Regions from separate parts of the Mus musculus genome. Here region 2 is linked to region 1. The links are chromatin loops, found by intact Hi-C in ENCODE. Cell type or tissue: heart. All regions are shown on one strand. Region 1 overlaps Cyp26b1 (cytochrome P450, family 26, subfamily b, polypeptide 1). Region 2 overlaps Gm38845 (a long non-coding RNA gene).

The links. Peaks named below come from ENCODE experiments on the same cell type or tissue, not always from the same donor. Only the 100,000 strongest peaks of a DNase experiment are listed, where the experiment ranks them.
Region 2: a loop joins it to region 1, with 8 times the contacts of the local background. A loop is called at or near these places in 5 of 42 quality-filtered maps.

Annotation. Positions count from the first base shown.
Region 1 is chr6:84,585,738-84,593,737 of GRCm38, reverse strand. It overlaps Cyp26b1 (cytochrome P450, family 26, subfamily b, polypeptide 1), which reads left to right. Exons shown (of 7, transcript NM_001177713.1): 2 at 5,545-5,936. The coding sequence starts at 5,733. Among named protein-coding and RNA genes, the nearest start is that of Cyp26b1, 4.2 kb to the left of the region's middle. In heart, a CTCF peak has its summit at 5,994; DNase peaks (open chromatin) are centred at 3,277, 4,607, 5,717, 6,097 and 2 weaker places; H3K4me3 peaks cover 4,767 bases; H3K27ac peaks cover 813 bases; H3K27me3 peaks cover 5,694 bases.
Region 2 is chr6:84,502,482-84,510,481 of GRCm38, reverse strand. The region is part of intron 1 of Gm38845 (a long non-coding RNA gene); the gene reads left to right. Among named protein-coding and RNA genes, the nearest start is that of Gm38845, 16 kb to the left of the region's middle. In heart, a CTCF peak has its summit at 3,619 (motif pointing left); no DNase peak of the experiment used is centred here; H3K27me3 peaks cover 249 bases.

The sequences.
Region 1 (8,000 bases):
AAGTCTGGGCTTGGGGCTTTGATGGCGGAGGATGGGAAGAGTCACTTCTATAAAATAATTCCTCCTGGGCAAAGTGTTTGGAGCCAAGGCCTCCCCAGGTGAGGAGTGTGATGGGACTTGGCTGCCTCCCAGGGAAAAGAGAAAGTTCTTTCCCAGAGGGCTGTAGATGGGTGGGTGAGGGGCCCCTTCTAGCCGGGCCTGTCTGTGAAGTTGGGAGTGAGGAGTCAGACTCCTGCCAGACTGATCCTTTTGCACATGGACTGTTATTGAAAAAAAAAATCAAGAATATTGCTGAAGATACATGGGTGTGGGTAGGAGGTAGGGGCAAGTCTCCGCAAGGGACAGAGAAAAGGACGGCCTGAAGGAGAAAACGGCAGAAATTGAATATACCCTTGGATTTGGTAGCAGTGACCAGAAAGAAGGTACCTCCAAAGAGGCTGGGGCTGGTGAGGTTCAGGCAAGTGGCATTTGTGAGGGGCTTCTTGAATTCTCTGTACAGCCAGACAGCCCGCTGGGGAGTGGGTCATTTAGTTCTGTGAGCTCTAGAGAGGCAATTCTTAACACTGGAGGTGATTTTCACAGCAGCTTGGACAGCAGGAGTCCAGCCCCTCTCTCAAGAGCGAGGGCACACTTATGCGGTGTCCTCTAACCTGTCCTTGAGTTTCTGGGCACCAGAGGGCTACCACTGGCCTTGTGGCGCCCGTTCTGGAGAACCCAGAGAGGCAGGGTGATGGGCAAAGGCAGGGAGAGGAACGCTCTGACAAAAGCCGAAATCTAGGGTGGGGGCCCTTCTTATCTGCAGGACTTTACAGTTCCCACCCAAGCTCTGCAAAAGGGTCTGAGCAGAACCTGCTGACCCAGGGCTTTTCCAGACAAGGGACTCAGGATATGGGGGGGGGGGGGGCAGGGGGAGGACCTCAGAATAGAACAAAGGCAGTCTGGGACCCTATGAGGTTAGCTTTCCAAAGATTCCTTGGAGCTAGTGGGGCTACAGAACTCTGGGAATTACCTCTTTTATTCTTTCAGCTATACTGTCCCCAGACAGCTGAGGGACACTAGACGAGCCTAGTTGGTCTTTAAGTGCCCAGGCATGCTTCCCACCCACCACTGCCTGGCCTTTCGGTCCCCACTTTACTCTTGCTCACATTTTTATTCTGGCTAGAGAAATGAAAAGCTTTGGGGTGAAGAAATTGAAGCATTAACTGGGAAAAAATCAGGGCCTAAACTATGCAAATTGAGTACAAAATGGAGGGTTTCCTCCATTTAACAGAAAAGTGCCCCAACTCAGGGGATATACTCCTGTTGGTAGGAAAGGAAACAGAGCGAAACTGTGAGCAGTGTCCTCATCAAACAAATATACAAATCCCTCTACAAAATAGTGTTACTTTGCAGTGCTGTGCGCAGTGTGTGGAAAGGATGATCAGGAATGCGCACAGAGAAGGGTGTGGAAGGGGAGCTGTCCTCTCTACTCTGTGTGTAGGAAGCTGGGGACACAGAGCCATCCTGGCAGCTCTGTGTCCTGAGAAGTAGGCCTTGAGACAGACAGATCTGTGCTTGTGCAGGTATTTCTAGAGCCCCAGAGGAATTTGCCTTGCTGCCTGTCTTCAGCCTCGAACAGTGCCTGAGGCCTACCCTTCATATTTTCTCAGGCTCAGCTACCAAGCCTTACAAATGTCACCCAGGCAGAGCCTCCCTTGACACAATGTCCCCTGACTGAGGTCCCAGTCTGCTCCAGCTGATTTCAATGTGCCTGGAGTGCTCTGGGGACACTCCCTGAACCTGGGCTTTGGTGCACCTTGGGCAGGAGTTGGAGCCCTAGATGTATCTGGGCTGTGGAAAGGGTTTTGTGAGTTGCTGAGATTAGCAGTATTGGCCTGGATGGGGAGGGATGCTGATCCGGGGACATGGCAGATCATTTCAAGTCCTAGCTGACAGAAGCATTCTGACCTAGAGCCCTAGCCTACTCCAGGAGACTTATGGGTTAAATCCTAGCTTAACGACAGCTTGTAAGGGAAATGTGTTCTGTGGCCAGAGCTGGACCTGGAAATGCCTGTTTGCACAGAGCCTCAGCCTGGGGTCAGAGTCAGTATGTCTCAGTGACCAGGATTAAGGGTTAATCTGGTCAACAATTTGTTTTCTGGCATGGGCTGTGGACCAGGCCTGTGTCTGGCACCATCAGAAGTCCACCCCGGGCACTAACAGATTGTCCCTCCTGTGTATGTGGCTCTTGGCCTCCCTTTGTGCTGGTAGCGTCTTTGCAACTTCTTGTCAGATGCAGCTTTCCAATCCACCTGCAGCACCTCCAAGAAGCCTTGTGTATTTCTGCAGCATACATTCCTTCCTCTCTCCTCCTCCTCAGCACGCAGGGGACTTGAAGAGAAACACGTCCCATCAGGACACACTGCAGCTGTTACAGTGAGGCTGTGTGTCCCCCAGGACATTCGCCAGAGCAGCACTTGGCAGCTCAGCAGTAAGGACTTAGGACCCCTTCCTTTCCATCCCAACTCCCACTCCACACTTGAGTGGGAAGAAAGTCCAGGCAGGGGGAGCAAAATAGGCTCCAAAGCCAAAGTGTGTGTGTGTGTGTGTGTGTGTGTAAGACAGTACAAGGAAGTGTGGACTTTTGACCCCAGAGTGGGCAGGTCCTCTGGATTCAGTTTGGCTGCTTAGAAAGAAGCATTTCCTGGCTGTGGACAAGGATCTCCTGTGTATGGCCTTGTAGATTTCAATACCTATTTCCATGCAGCCTCATAGTAGACCTTCATGTGGCTGTGTTCATGTCCCTTTGCCCACAGCGAGATGGCCCCAGTATTGGTCTTCCCCTAAGGATATTTTGCCTGGAAATACTGGTAAACTGGTCATATTCATAGGGTACTTCAAGACATCAAGGTCCCCAAAACTTCCCAAGCCACACTCTGCCATCCTCCTAGGGAGACTGGACTAGCACTGGCCTCGCTGATCTTGCTTGCTAAGAGGTCCTGTAAAGTAAAATTCACCTAAGCAAACACTCCCCAGCTCTCTATTTCTGGGGTCACAGTGGTTCTGATGTGACTTCGTGTCCCGGTTCCGACTGTCCTGTGGAGATGGGGCAGCCTTAGGATTCTTAAACTGAACCCCTGGGAATATCTTCAGGCTGTCTCTTTGGAGCTTGTCCCCAGTTAGGAAAAGATATTTAAGGAGGGGGAAGCTGAGACAATATGCCCTGCGGCTGTAGTACTAAAACTAACCACCAGGTGGGGTTCCAAGGCAGAGAGTGAGCGTGGAGCTGACCCAGCGCTTGCAGCCAGAGCCGGGCTGAAAGAGCTCTGCTGGCCGAGTCAACTTCAGTTGCCGCGCTCTCTGGGCGAGAGACCGCGCGCGCGTAGACGCGCATCTTAGACGCTCTCGCACATTTTCTGATAGTGAGCTCTAAAGCAGATCCTATACCGGATGCAGGGGACTATTAGCAGAGTAGGATGATTAGTTTACACGCTCAGCACCCTAAACTGCAGGTGGCATGTCTAGGATGATTTCTTTTTATTATTACTAGTATTTGCTCCGGGAGTGTGGGAGTGGAACAAGAAGACTAGACGTCTGGGGAAAACCAGAGGCAACGGACAGGGAGAGCTACGCGCTACTCATGCAAATACTGGGGCCGCTGTGTGCAGCTCCGTCCCGGGCTCTCAGGAGAGGCCATATAACAGGCAGATCCATGGATGCGCAGACACATACGGTTATGGATAGACTCTCAAACTCAAGTTCTCTCCACCAGCGTCTGGTGAGAGCACATGCAGGTGCCACAATCACACCCCACATAGGATGGGGCTCTGGACTCTCCGTGGCTAGCTCTGAGAAGGTGGTCGCGCTCAGTGGCATGTTTACTTATTCACACATATCTGAGAACATGTGTACAGGACTCCCGCGGCCTCTGGGTACAGGACCACTGCACATGTGTCTCAGGTGCTGGACACTTTCCAGGACCAGCACTAGTGACTTGTTAACGTGTGTGTGTGTGTGTGTGTGTGTGTGTGTTGTGGTCCTCAGGAGTGTTAGAGCATTGGTAGCCCGGGACTCACACAGGCACAGAAGACCCTCCAGGCATTGGATGGTAAGAAACATGTGGATCTAGACTACTGAGGTTTGTAGATGCAGATATTAGGAATGCGGACCCTGGCTATAGGCAATCAGGAGGGAATAACATGTATCTTTTGAGTTTGCCGGGTCCCACGGAATTCCGCGAGATGGAGTCTGGGTAGAGAGACTTCTGGCAACTCCCAATCGAGGGGGACAGTCGGATAAGGAACTTCCACGCAGAACAGCCAAAAGCTGGGAACCAGGGAGGGGATCCAGGAGGGAGAAAAAGCAGGAGTAAAGTAGCTTTATAGTCAAACTAGCATCAAGAGGGTGCGCACCGTGTGCGCTCCTGTGTATGTGTGTGTGTGTGTGTGTGTGTGCGCGCGCGCGCGCATTAGTGTGTGCATGCGCGCTCGGGCATGTGTCTCATCTCATCCGTTTGAAGGTGCTGGACTCGGCGAGACCCGGGCGAGAAGGAAGAGAAGGCGCGAGGTGAACTGAGTTTGATCCTGAGGCGCCTACAAGTGGGTCCCCGGCGGGCGGCGGGCGGGGCGGCTGGGCGGGAGGCCGGCGGGAGCTCACACGCTCGGCAGCCGGCCGGCCTCTCACCACGCCTCCCGCTTTGTGAGCGCGCCCAGGGGGGGTGCTGGACGCGCGCCCACGGCGCTGCTCCCGCCTCTATATAAACACACGCATCGCCTTGCCTTGGATCAAATCAGATTGAGAGACGCTTTTCAAACCACCAGCCCTGAAGTCCTGCCTCCTGCTTTCCCCTTCTTTCATCCCTTTTTGCCTTTCTTTCTTTCTTTCCTTTTTTCCCCCCCTCATCTCTTCTCTTTTCCCTAACAGCAACTCCAGAGCCGAGAGACTGCGTCCCGGGACAGACTGCCTTTTCTTAATTGATAGATAGCCGGGCTCGGGTTTTCCCACCTCCTCCCCCAACCCCACCCCGCCTTACCCCTCCCTCCCGCCGCCGCCGCCCCAGAGCCCGCCCGGGGCTCTGTCGCCGGCTGCGTCCCTTCCCCGCTGCGGCTCGCCGACTCCGCACTCGCGCTCGGGCCAACGCGCCCGCCTGCCCGCCTCCGAGTGCCGCGGCCGCTCCAGCTTCTACACTCGCCTCATCTGGGGAGTCTTCTCCCAAGCCCCCAAAGTTTCTGGGTTCGTTGGAATTTTTGAATTCCGGTTTTTTTTCCTTCTTTTTATGTACCTAGGAATCTTGGAGGAATAGTTTTGATAAATTGATCGCACTTTCCGCTAGCTCTCGGTTCCCCTTCTTTTTGCCCCCCTAGCTTTAAGCAGGAAAGGGGCTTCCGAGAGATTCCTGGTGGATAAAGTTTTCCAAAGTTTTTCGTGTGTGATGGTTGCTGGGAGAACAAGCTCACCAGCTTAACTCAGCTCCATCTCACCTCCCCAGAGCCCGCCTAAAGGGACAAACAAACAAACAAACAAAGTTACACCTCGAGTCGCCTCGTGTCTTCTCTCTTCTTCCAGGCAATCTTTTTCCTCTCTCTCTTCGATCACCTCGCAGCCTCCAGCCCCTTCCCCTCGGCCCCATCTCCTGGGTTTCTCCGAGGGGTGCCAGGACCCCCTGCCGCAGCCTCCCCTCCCCCGTCACTCTGGTCCGGCCCTCCCCTCCCCCATCGCGGACCGCACAGCCAATCCCCCAAGCGGCTGCCAACATGCTGTTTGAAGGCTTGGAGTTGGTGTCGGCGCTGGCCACCCTCGCCGCGTGCCTGGTGTCCGTGACGCTGCTGCTGGCGGTGTCGCAGCAGCTGTGGCAGCTGCGCTGGGCTGCCACCCGCGACAAGAGCTGCAAGCTGCCCATCCCCAAGGGCTCCATGGGATTCCCGCTCATCGGAGAGACTGGTCACTGGTTGCTACAGGTAAGCGCTCTCTCGAGGAGTCCGCTAGCCGCGGGTGTCCGGCCAGGGGGCGCCGAGAGCTCGGACACTCGGAAGCACCGGTCCCCGCCCCGCCCCTTCCTTGCCTCAGCCGGCGCCGCCTGGGTTTCCCCAGCTCGCCTGCAGCGCGGCTCAGAGACCTCCGGCGCCCTGTGAGCTAGTTAACGAGGCCGGGTGAGCTAGTAAGAGGGATATTGACCAGGGTAGGTAGCAGAGAGGGCTCCCGAGTGTGATGCTCCGGGCTGCAGGCGTCCAAGCAGGGGTGTGCGGAGAGCGCTGGGGAGCGAGTCTGGAGGGCTTCGCTTAGTTTTCACCTCTGTCTCTGAGCCCCAGTAGACTTTAGTGTCCTAGGCGCGGGAGAGGTAGAAGAGGAGAGGGCCTGTGGCAGCTTGAGTGGCCCACTTTAAGACCTGGGCAGCATTCTGCAGTACATTGGGCTCAGGCTCAGGTACAACTGGGCTAGTACAAGGTGCTACTCACCTCTCTCTCCCCCTCCTCTGGTGTGTGTGTGTGTGTGTGTGTGTGTGTGTATGTATGTATGTATGCACGCATCTGTATCTCTGTGTTGTGGTGGCAGAGAAAAGAAAACCTTAGAGAAATTCAAGGCAGAGAGTTGAGGGCTCTCAGCTTTCGGGGGGAGAAAGGGTCTGTTTGCTTATTGGGTGGGGACAGTTTAGCAGAGGATAGCTAGGAGAAGTATGCAAAAGACCCAGAGTGTGCCCATGCAACTGGACGCTTCACAACTCCACTCTGGTGACAATTGGGGCCAGGCGCGTTGAGGACCAAACCCAGGTAGGTAGCAGGCAGATTAACCTGGATTTAACCTCGTCTAACGCTAGACAATCGCTTATTGCAATTTGATACACCCCAGGTTGTTTGAGGGGGGTGTACCTCTAGGGTAACTGAGGGAGGTGTGTTTATCAGGCGGGTGCTCATGGATTTTAGAGGCAGCCTGGATATCCTGACACACACAACCCCGACCCCCGAAAGGAGAAATGAAAGGTGAGCGCGCGCGTGTGCGCGCAGACCAATGGGTTTAGACGTGTGAAAGCTTGGCTTGAAATTAATAGACGCGTGCAGTCCGTGCGCGTGAACACACACACACACACACACACACACACACACATCACCGCGCCCCGTCGGGGGGCCGAGTGACAGGAGAGAAGCCGGATGGAGGGGCTTGAGAGGTTCCCCTGGATCTTTCCATGCCTCACAATTGGACCATCTTTTTGGGGGGTTGCTTGCCTAATCGGGTGGGGTTCCCTTCAACCAATCGGATGTTTCTTTAGAGACAAGATCTCTTTCGCCTGCTTTTTCTCTTTCTTTTTTCTTTCTTTTCTTTCTTTCTCTTTTCTCATTTCTTTTTGTCTTCACATTTAAAGAGTTAACTTTGGCAGTGGTCCAAGCTTTAGCCGAGAATTTAGAAAATAAAATAGCTCAAGTGGCAGCATTTCCCGCCTGTTTAAGGCAAATCCTCCGAACCCTGAACCCTCGTTCTCATCCTGTTTCCTGACCTGCCCCTCCCCCGTGTCCCTTGCCATTTTTCTCAATCTCACACAAGGCCCCTTGCGGGTGTGGTGCAGCCAGCACAAAAGTTGGAGAGGCGCTTTTCGCCTGGGCATCCGCGTCCCTGGGGGTCAAATCCCTCGGGAGGACAGACAGCGGGTGCTGAAGGGGTTAAAAGCGAACCCTCCGAATCCGGTGTTTTCTTCGGAGTAATTTATCAGATTTTACGGGAGACCTCCAAGGGCTCTCGGTTTCCACTAAGCACCATCTAAACAGAGCCCAGGGCTAAAAATACATTTTTGTATAAATTGGACTCGCGGCCCGAACGGCCGCCCCTATGAAAGTCCTCTTTGTGAAGGCCGTGGAAACGGCGGACAAATAACTCTTTATTAAAGCCACAAAAAACGCACTTTAATTATAGTTAGGCAGATCAGAGGCGGGGGTGGGGGCAAGGCGGCGGCGACCTCGGAAAATTCACAACCCAACTTTTGTGTCGAAAGAAAAGAAAAACAGAGGGAAAGACGGGAGAGGAGAGACCGA
Region 2 (8,000 bases), 83 kb after region 1:
TTGACTCCATGGCCTCCTTGAATGGGTGGCTTCATATTGATCTTATTCTTATCATCTAGGTGGCTAAGAATGAGGCTGGCCACCTGGGTTTGAAGGACAAGAGCCGTGCCTCATTTTCCTTGCCTGCAAGGCAGAAAGTAACATCATTAGATTAAAAGAAACATTTTGGGCTGGGGCTGTATCTCTCCAGGTAGTGTGTCTGCCTAGACTTCTTCAAGTGCCGGGTGTGAGCCCAACACCAAAGAAACCAGGTATGGCTGTACACACCTGTAGTCCCAACACTCAGGAGGAACAGAAGGTCAAGGCCACTGTCCACATAGCAAGTTCAAGAATAGCCTGGGATACATGAAACTTTGTCTCTAAAAGTAGGAAGAAAAAAAGAAAAGCAAGCAAGGAAGGAAGGAGATGGGAGAGAACCGGATATGAATTATGTCTTGCATGTGCTTAAGGCTCAGTATGATCTGACCACTAACTGACTCTTCATGGCTGTCCCATAGGTATGGGCCTGGCAGCAGTGTGGTGGGGTACCCCATCTTCTGAGGCCCAGTACCTGCAGTCCTGGAGATCCTGACCCATAGGTCCTCTGGAGGAGGTACAGAGGAACCTCTGCTTCCCTCCCAGGCCTGGGGTGGCCGGGCCCATGGATGACTTCAGCTAGGAAGAATGAGGGGTGAGGAGTCTACAGGGCTGGGCACAGGCTTCTGCCCACCCCTGGAGCCTTCCAGCCCCACCTTGTACCAGATCCCTAGCAGGTGACCCAGAGGTAGCCAGACTTCAGGGGTCACTCCAAGGACTACCCCAATGACTCACTACAGACTCTTAATCTAGGCCCAGGGCATGGAACCTCCCAGCTTGTCCTTCATGTCACCCACTGCTTAAAGGCCAAGCATCAGATGAACCAATAATCCTGACCTCTAGCAGAGACTTCAAACCAGCCTTTAAATGAAATATGACCCTGACCTTTGACTAACCTCTGACCTTGGATATGGATTGACTGGCTCAGACAGAGTCACAGTGGCTGGGCAGGGCCTTAGCTCCAGATGGATTCACATCACAGAGGTAGCTGGTGCTTGGGAGGTGCTCAGGGGGGTTCTGGACTGTGTGCCTTATTGTATATGTCCATGCTCCAGGAGGGGTCTGCCTGTCCTGCTTGCTGGTCATGGTCTGAGACATATAGCAGTGAGATATGCTGGTCCTCTCCTTCAGGTTCTGCTGGTCAATGATACCCATGGTGGAGCCTCCCTTCTCCTGCTCCTCTGACCGCAGCTCTCAGTTTCGAAGGACCTTTAACCCTTGCCATTAGTTGAGGGGCTCTTCTGGAGCAGTCATGGACTGATTTAGAGTGTCTTTCTTTTATTATAAGACAAGGCCTCACTGTGTAACCTTGGCTGGCCTTAAACTCAATCCACTGTGTAGAACTGACTGGCCTTAAGCTCACAGAAATCCATCTTCCTCTACTTCATGGGTTCTGGGGTTAAAGGCATGTGTCACCATGTCCAGCATAGGCCAGGCATTTAAAAAAAAAACATTTTATGTCCATCAGGACTGTACATCTGTTCAATCAGGGTTCCTGCTAGTCACTGGCATGGAGTCTCTGGAGAGTGTTCAGTCACAACCTGGATGCTGGAGTTTAGCACACTTGGATCCAAGCCCTAGCTTCGCTGTTGACTAGGAGCCAACTTGTCTTAACCTCTCAGAAGTTTGACTTCCCCGCAGTGAAATGGGATCTGTGGCATGACTTACCTCACAGAACTGTGAGGGTAAGTGGGATAAACTACAGGGAGGGCTATGGGTAGTCTGTGCTTTTTCTTATTGGGCTTTCTCCATGCGGTGTGACTCACTGGGGCTGAGGTCTTCTGCCTCCTGAGCAGGTCTTTCTCAATGGGAAGAGTTTATCAGGGCTCTGCTGCCCATCACTGTCCCCCATAGCTTCTCTGGCTTCTGCCCATAGCTCAGAATCATCAGGAATCCTCACCTCTCATCCTTCCTGCACTGCCTGACCCAGCCCTCTCTTGTTGAGGAAGCTTCCAGCTTTGGCATCTTCCCAGACCTGGCTTTCTGGGGCTAGGCCACAAAGTCATTGTTGATGCTTCACTGTGATGGCCTCCGTGTGATCCCTAGTTGCTGGTGCTCCTAAGACAATGAGGATCCGGGCAGGCCTGCCTTTCCTATGGGGACCTGGGGCATGGGTGTGTTCGCGCGCGCGCGTGTGTGTGTGTGTGTGTGTGTGTGTGTGTGTGTGTGTGTGTGTGTGTTCCCTGGTACAGAGTCACATGCTAGGGACCTCTCAACAGCACTCATGACCCAAGCAGGCTCCCAGACAGCCCTCAGAAGGGCTTGGCTTCCTTTCCTCTTTTCAATGAATTAAATCAATTAAGTCATTTGGAGTTACTCCTGCTGCCACTTGAGGCTTTCTCCTTAGTGAGTCCTGACTCATTATTAGGCCAACAGGGCAGGTGCCAAAGTCAGCCATGACATCCTGAGCCCTAGCACTTCCTGTGGGCAGCCTGGGGGTCCTGCCCATGGCATTACATAGGGCAGGAGAAGGTCAAATGTAGGCTGGAGCTAGGTCCATGCTGGCCTCGGGTAGAGACTGTGAGAACTGGGGTGTGGCCAATCGTGGGATCCCTGTGGGCACCTATGGTTCCCATCAGCACCCCTTATGTTGCATGGTGAGCTGCCTGCCATGTGGTTCTTTTTGGAGGCAGATAGAGTAGCATCAGCTGGTGGGACACAGAGATGCTTATGTACTCTGTAGCTTTTGCTCTCATTGGAGGGAACCCCTGGCTGCAGAGCGAAGAACAGCTGCCACTTCAGAGCCAAACACATGAAACAGGTCCCAGCTGTCACAACCTCTGGTGAGGGGCGTGGGAACTTGGCTCACCCCTAAGCTCTCTGTGGAGGGGCACACGCTGTCTAGGGGTGCTGGCTCCATCATTACTTCTCTCCAGCAATGAGACCCTAGGCAGATTCTCTCCACCCTCTGGGCTTCTCTTTATCTGGGTATTCAATGGTGAAGGCCTGAGCTTGGCTCTCCCGAAGAGAAGTTTTAATACATTTACTTTATTACGTGTGTGTGTGTGTGTGTGTGTGTGTGTGTGTGTGTGTGTGCGCGTGCGCATGCACGTGAAGCCTGAGGATAACTTTTGGGAGTCAGTTCTCTTTTCTCCATTGCCTCCCAGAGATTGAACTCAGTTTGTCAGGCTTGGGTAGCAATCACTGTTACCCGCTGAGCCATCCCGCCGGCTCAAGGATAGATTTAATACTTTATCTGATTCAGGTTCATTTGCGAATTCTTTTTGCTAGCTTGAGCGTGGCGCACAAACTGGGAAGGTTTGTCCAGACTCTAGGCCTGGAAAGATGGCTGACTCCCAGCAGATGGATCCACATATGACACAAATGGTTGGACCTGTTTCTACCCAGAAGCCCTGTGATCTCTGGCTTCCCTCACACACCTCTGTATCAAAGATACCTTGTGCCCCTTTGAGGGAAAAGCCTGATTCTCAGACAGGGAGCACCTTCTCATGCCCTGGCAGGAGGACCTGGAGCAGCTTCCCAGGGACATCTTCTGAAAATGAGTTCTACCGAGCCTGACCAGGTCATCTGCCTCCTGGTGGCTGTTCAGGTGATGTCACAGTAACAGTGTTTACTGAGTGTAGGCTTGCCATACCTCATTACAGCTCAGCAAACCAGTTAGTCTCATTAGCTAACTTTGCAAATGAAGGAGACTGAGGCAGAAAGAAACACCACACAGTTAGGGAATGGCAGGCTAACAAGGTTACAATTACTAAGATCATCATTATAATCCTTCCTGTCTTCTTCACTCTCTTCCTTCTTTCCTTCCACGTCTTTCTTCTTCCTCCTCTCTTTCCTTCCTTTCTTCTCTTCCTTCCTTACTTCATTTCTTCTTCCTCCCTCTCTTCCTCTTTCTTCCTCCTTTTTCCCTCCCTTTCTTCTTCCTCTCCTTCCCTTCCTTCCTTCTTCCTTTCTGTTTCTTCTTCCTCCCTCAACCATCTTTCTTCTAGCTCCCTTTATCCTTCTTTCCTCCCTCCTTCCCTCCCTCCCTCCCTTCCTCCTTCCCTTCCTTCCTTCCTTCCTTCCTTCCTTCCTTCCTTCCTTCCCTTTTCTCCTCTCCCTCCCTTGATCCTTCTTTGCCCTCTTCTTCCTTCCTTCTTCTTTTCTTTACCTACCAGCTAGGTGCATTCCTTGGATCAGATGTCAAGGATGCATGTGGAGTGGCCATTATGGACCCCAAACCCTTCCCATACTGAGCTCTTATTTCAAAGGAGACAGACTTTAAACAGTAAACACCATAGACAGATAAAGCCTGGGGAAAACATAAAGAAGACAATATGGACTGGGGACACTGTGTGTGTGTGTGTGTGTGTGTGTGTGTGTGTGTGTGTGTGTGTGTGTGTGTGTGTGTTGAGTAGCCAGGCAAGCCTTGTTTCAGTCTGTATTCATTAATTTGATCTCATTGGGATCATGCTATGTGAAAGAGACCCTTTAAGGGAGGATTTATTCTATCTCACTGTGTCAGAGGGGTTCAGTCCATTGTGGTGGAGAAAGCATGGGATGTGTGGTGGAGGCTGTTCACATCACAGTAGATCTGGGTCTATGGACCACTTTCAAAGTGATCTACTGCTGCCAGCTAGGCCTCGCTTCCTAAAGGTCCCACAGCCTCTTCAAATAGTTCCATCAAGTAGGGAGCAAGCGTGAGAAACATGAGCTTGCAGGCATATTTCAGAGTCCATTCATAGCCCAGACTTGAAGCAGAGGGAAGAAAGGCGTACATGTCCAGGAGGAAGACCTACACAGGTTCTGGAAGAGGAGTGAGATGGAGGGGAGAGAGCAGGGAGTATGGGTGGGGCATGACTCCTGAGAAGTGGGGGAAGTGGGGAACACATTGGCCCTGAAGGCACCTGCAAGGCCTTTGCATGTTTCTCAGATCAAGTTGGTTTTATCCTAAGAAAAGGAGACTGGCTGTATTTCTGCATATGACTTACTCAGTGAACTTGATCTGACTTGTGCTTATGAAAAGCCCTCTGACTACAGTTGGGAGACCGGCAAGAGGTAAGAGTGTGGCAGAGATTCACAGGGACATTCCCTATGAGGTCCAGAAGACCAGAAGACACCCATCCGAGAGATGCTGGATTCTGGGTCTGTTTTATAGGTAGAACCATAGAGATGAGGGGAAAAACAAGCTAGCATATAGCTTGAGCACCTGGAAGGATGAAGCTGCCATATGATGAGGTCTAGGATGGAGAAGGTTCTTTAAGAACATTTGGGGCTTGATCAGATGTCAGCTCAGAGTCAATGGTGTTCCCAATGCTGGGCCAACAGCTGGGGGAGGGGGGGAAGGTTCGGTGACAGGGTCTCACTGGCAATAGAGAAGGATGGAGAGTTTAGTGGGCAATGACATAGTGAGGTGTGGCTAGGCTCCCACCCCTACTGTTCCACAGGGTCTCCTGTGGCTGTCCCATGTCCTGTATTCATCACTTTCCCAGAATGACAGGAAGAGACCCTAACCATCTTCTGCAGAGAGAATGGAGACCCAAAGTACTGCCTGGCCTCCCTGCAGGACCATATGACAAGACAGCTCTGGGAAGGCGTCTGGACAGGCCTGGAATGTGGGAGTGTGCTTACAAGGGGGCCCCACTGGCTGGCCAGGGGCACATTTCAGCAGAATTGCCCTCTCCCAGAGAAATCACTGGGGAGGGATGGCTCATACTCTTCTGGCTGGGAGAGGCCTGGGATCTGGGGTGGGGGCCCCACACTCAGTTCTGTCTCCCTGATTCATCCCAGCTCTCCTGGAGGTCTGAGTCACTTTCTTTCCAGGTGAGGGCTGCCAACCAAGGCAAATCCTTTGGGCTCCTGGGATGCATGGGGAGCGGGGGCTGGGAGGCAAGGAGCAGTAAGGAAAACTGCTGATTGGGCTTGGTCTACACAGAAGCAAGGAGGGCAGTGGTATACACCTATGTCAAAACCCTGTCTTAGTATGGAATGTACTCTCTGTCTCTGTCCATGGGCCAGTAATTCCCAGGGGCGTCTCTATCATGAGTCAGTATTTTGTAGTTTTCTTTCTTTTCAAATAGTCTTATTTTTCAGATGGATAAATTGAGGCTCAAGGAAGGGGAAAGCCTGATTTAAGCATACTCACCTAGGAAGCAGGGGAACTGGGTACAGGTTCTGGTCTTCACCAAGGGCTTGTCCTGGCAGCCCTCAGGCTGTTTTCTAACATTGCTCTAGATAGGAAAACCATGGCTTTGGGGAATGTCCTGATTGGCCTTGAACTGCGACAGGTGAAGGACACATGAGGGTTAGGCTGGCGAGTGAGTCCAGCAGGGTCCGGGAGCACAGTCCTGAGAGATCTTGGGTGGTCTAGGAGTTAGCAATCAGAAGAATATCAAAGAAGCATGTTGGGTAGAGGAAGTTCCAGGCAGGAAAAAATCCCCAGAGGAATGGAATGAACCTATTCTCAGAGGCCAAGGACATAGGGTGGGGAGACCTCTGGGTTGCACAAGCTTTGAATTCCTATGGAGTGTTGTGGGCCACTCCAGTGAGAGGCCTAGGGTTGCTGCCTCTTCCCCAGGAAGCCTTCCTTGACTAACTCCTCTGGTTCCTCAACCCCGGCAGGCCTTCCTCCCTGAGTCTGTATTTGAGAAGGAAGGTTCCAGACTTCCTGGGTCATGGCTGCTGTCTTAGAAAGCAGGGAATGGGTTGCTTCCAGGGTATCTGCGCCATTGATGGAGACATTAAAATGTTAGGAAGGCCAGAGATGCTTCCAAGAGGTATCAGTGGTTAGAAAGAGAGCCATCCCCACAGACAGGTGGACCCTGTGTTATTTGATACAAGTGGGCATCTGCTCTCCAAAGAGCACCAGGGTGTGTGCTATAGAACTGTAGACAAAATGATTCTTTTATGGACTTGGGTGCATCCTCTTGAAGGAGTATGGCTTCACCCATCACCAAGAATGCCAGGACTAAGAGCTTTGTAAGTAGAGGCTCAGAGAAGAGGAGGGAGATCTAGAACCTGTAGGAAGGTTCAGAGCAGAGGCTCATGGAGTCACTTCACCCCTGGCCCCCATGTCCACTCAGACAGTTCACAACCAGTGTCCCTACATGAAGGCTAATGTGACCTGCCAGTGAGATTTCCCATGGCTTCTAGGCTTCCTTATCCACAGAGCGAGGGCAGCTCCCCTTTGCAGGAAGAATGAAATTTTAAGAAATGCCAGCCTGGGACCTGCCAGTGTTTAGACTGTCCAGGAAGCAAATGTGATGCTGTCTCCAAGTCCATTCTCAGCGCTAACCATGATGTGGAGAAGATGCAGGTTAGTTATGGCCTCCTGCTGTGGACAGCACCTGGTGTGGGGGTGGGTGGGGGAACAGAAAAAATGTGGTATCAACCCACTCTACTTGTGTATTTCTGCAGCACACACACACACACACACACACACACACAGAGAGAGAGAGAGAGAGAGAGAGAGAGAGAGAGAGAGAGAGAGAGAGAGAGAATTCTCTATGTAGTGAGGCATACTCTGACTCCATGCCCCTTATTCCTGAGTCCTGGGATTATAGATGTTCACCCCCACACCTGGCTTGTTTCTTACAGAGTCTCACTATATGTCTCAGGCTGGCCTCAAACTTAAAGCAATCCTCCTGTCTCAGTCTCTCGAGTTCTGGGATTTTAGGCATGTACCGCTATGCTTAGCTATGCAGTATAAAGTCTTGACGTGGACTCTTAGAAACAGGTGCACTGTAGAAAAACAAAAGGTAGGAGCTTGGGAAACAAGGTGGTTGAGTGGCCACAAACCAGAACAAAATGATTAAAAATGTATTATGTCAGCAGTGATGTGCCCAAGTTTAGAAAAAAGAGAGACCATGAATTATAGATGGGTTCAAGTACATGAACACATGCTACAATCGTGGACGTATCTGGTTCCTTATTCTAAACATGAAAAAGCATGCTGTCCTGTTAACTGAAAACCTGTGTCTCTCCAT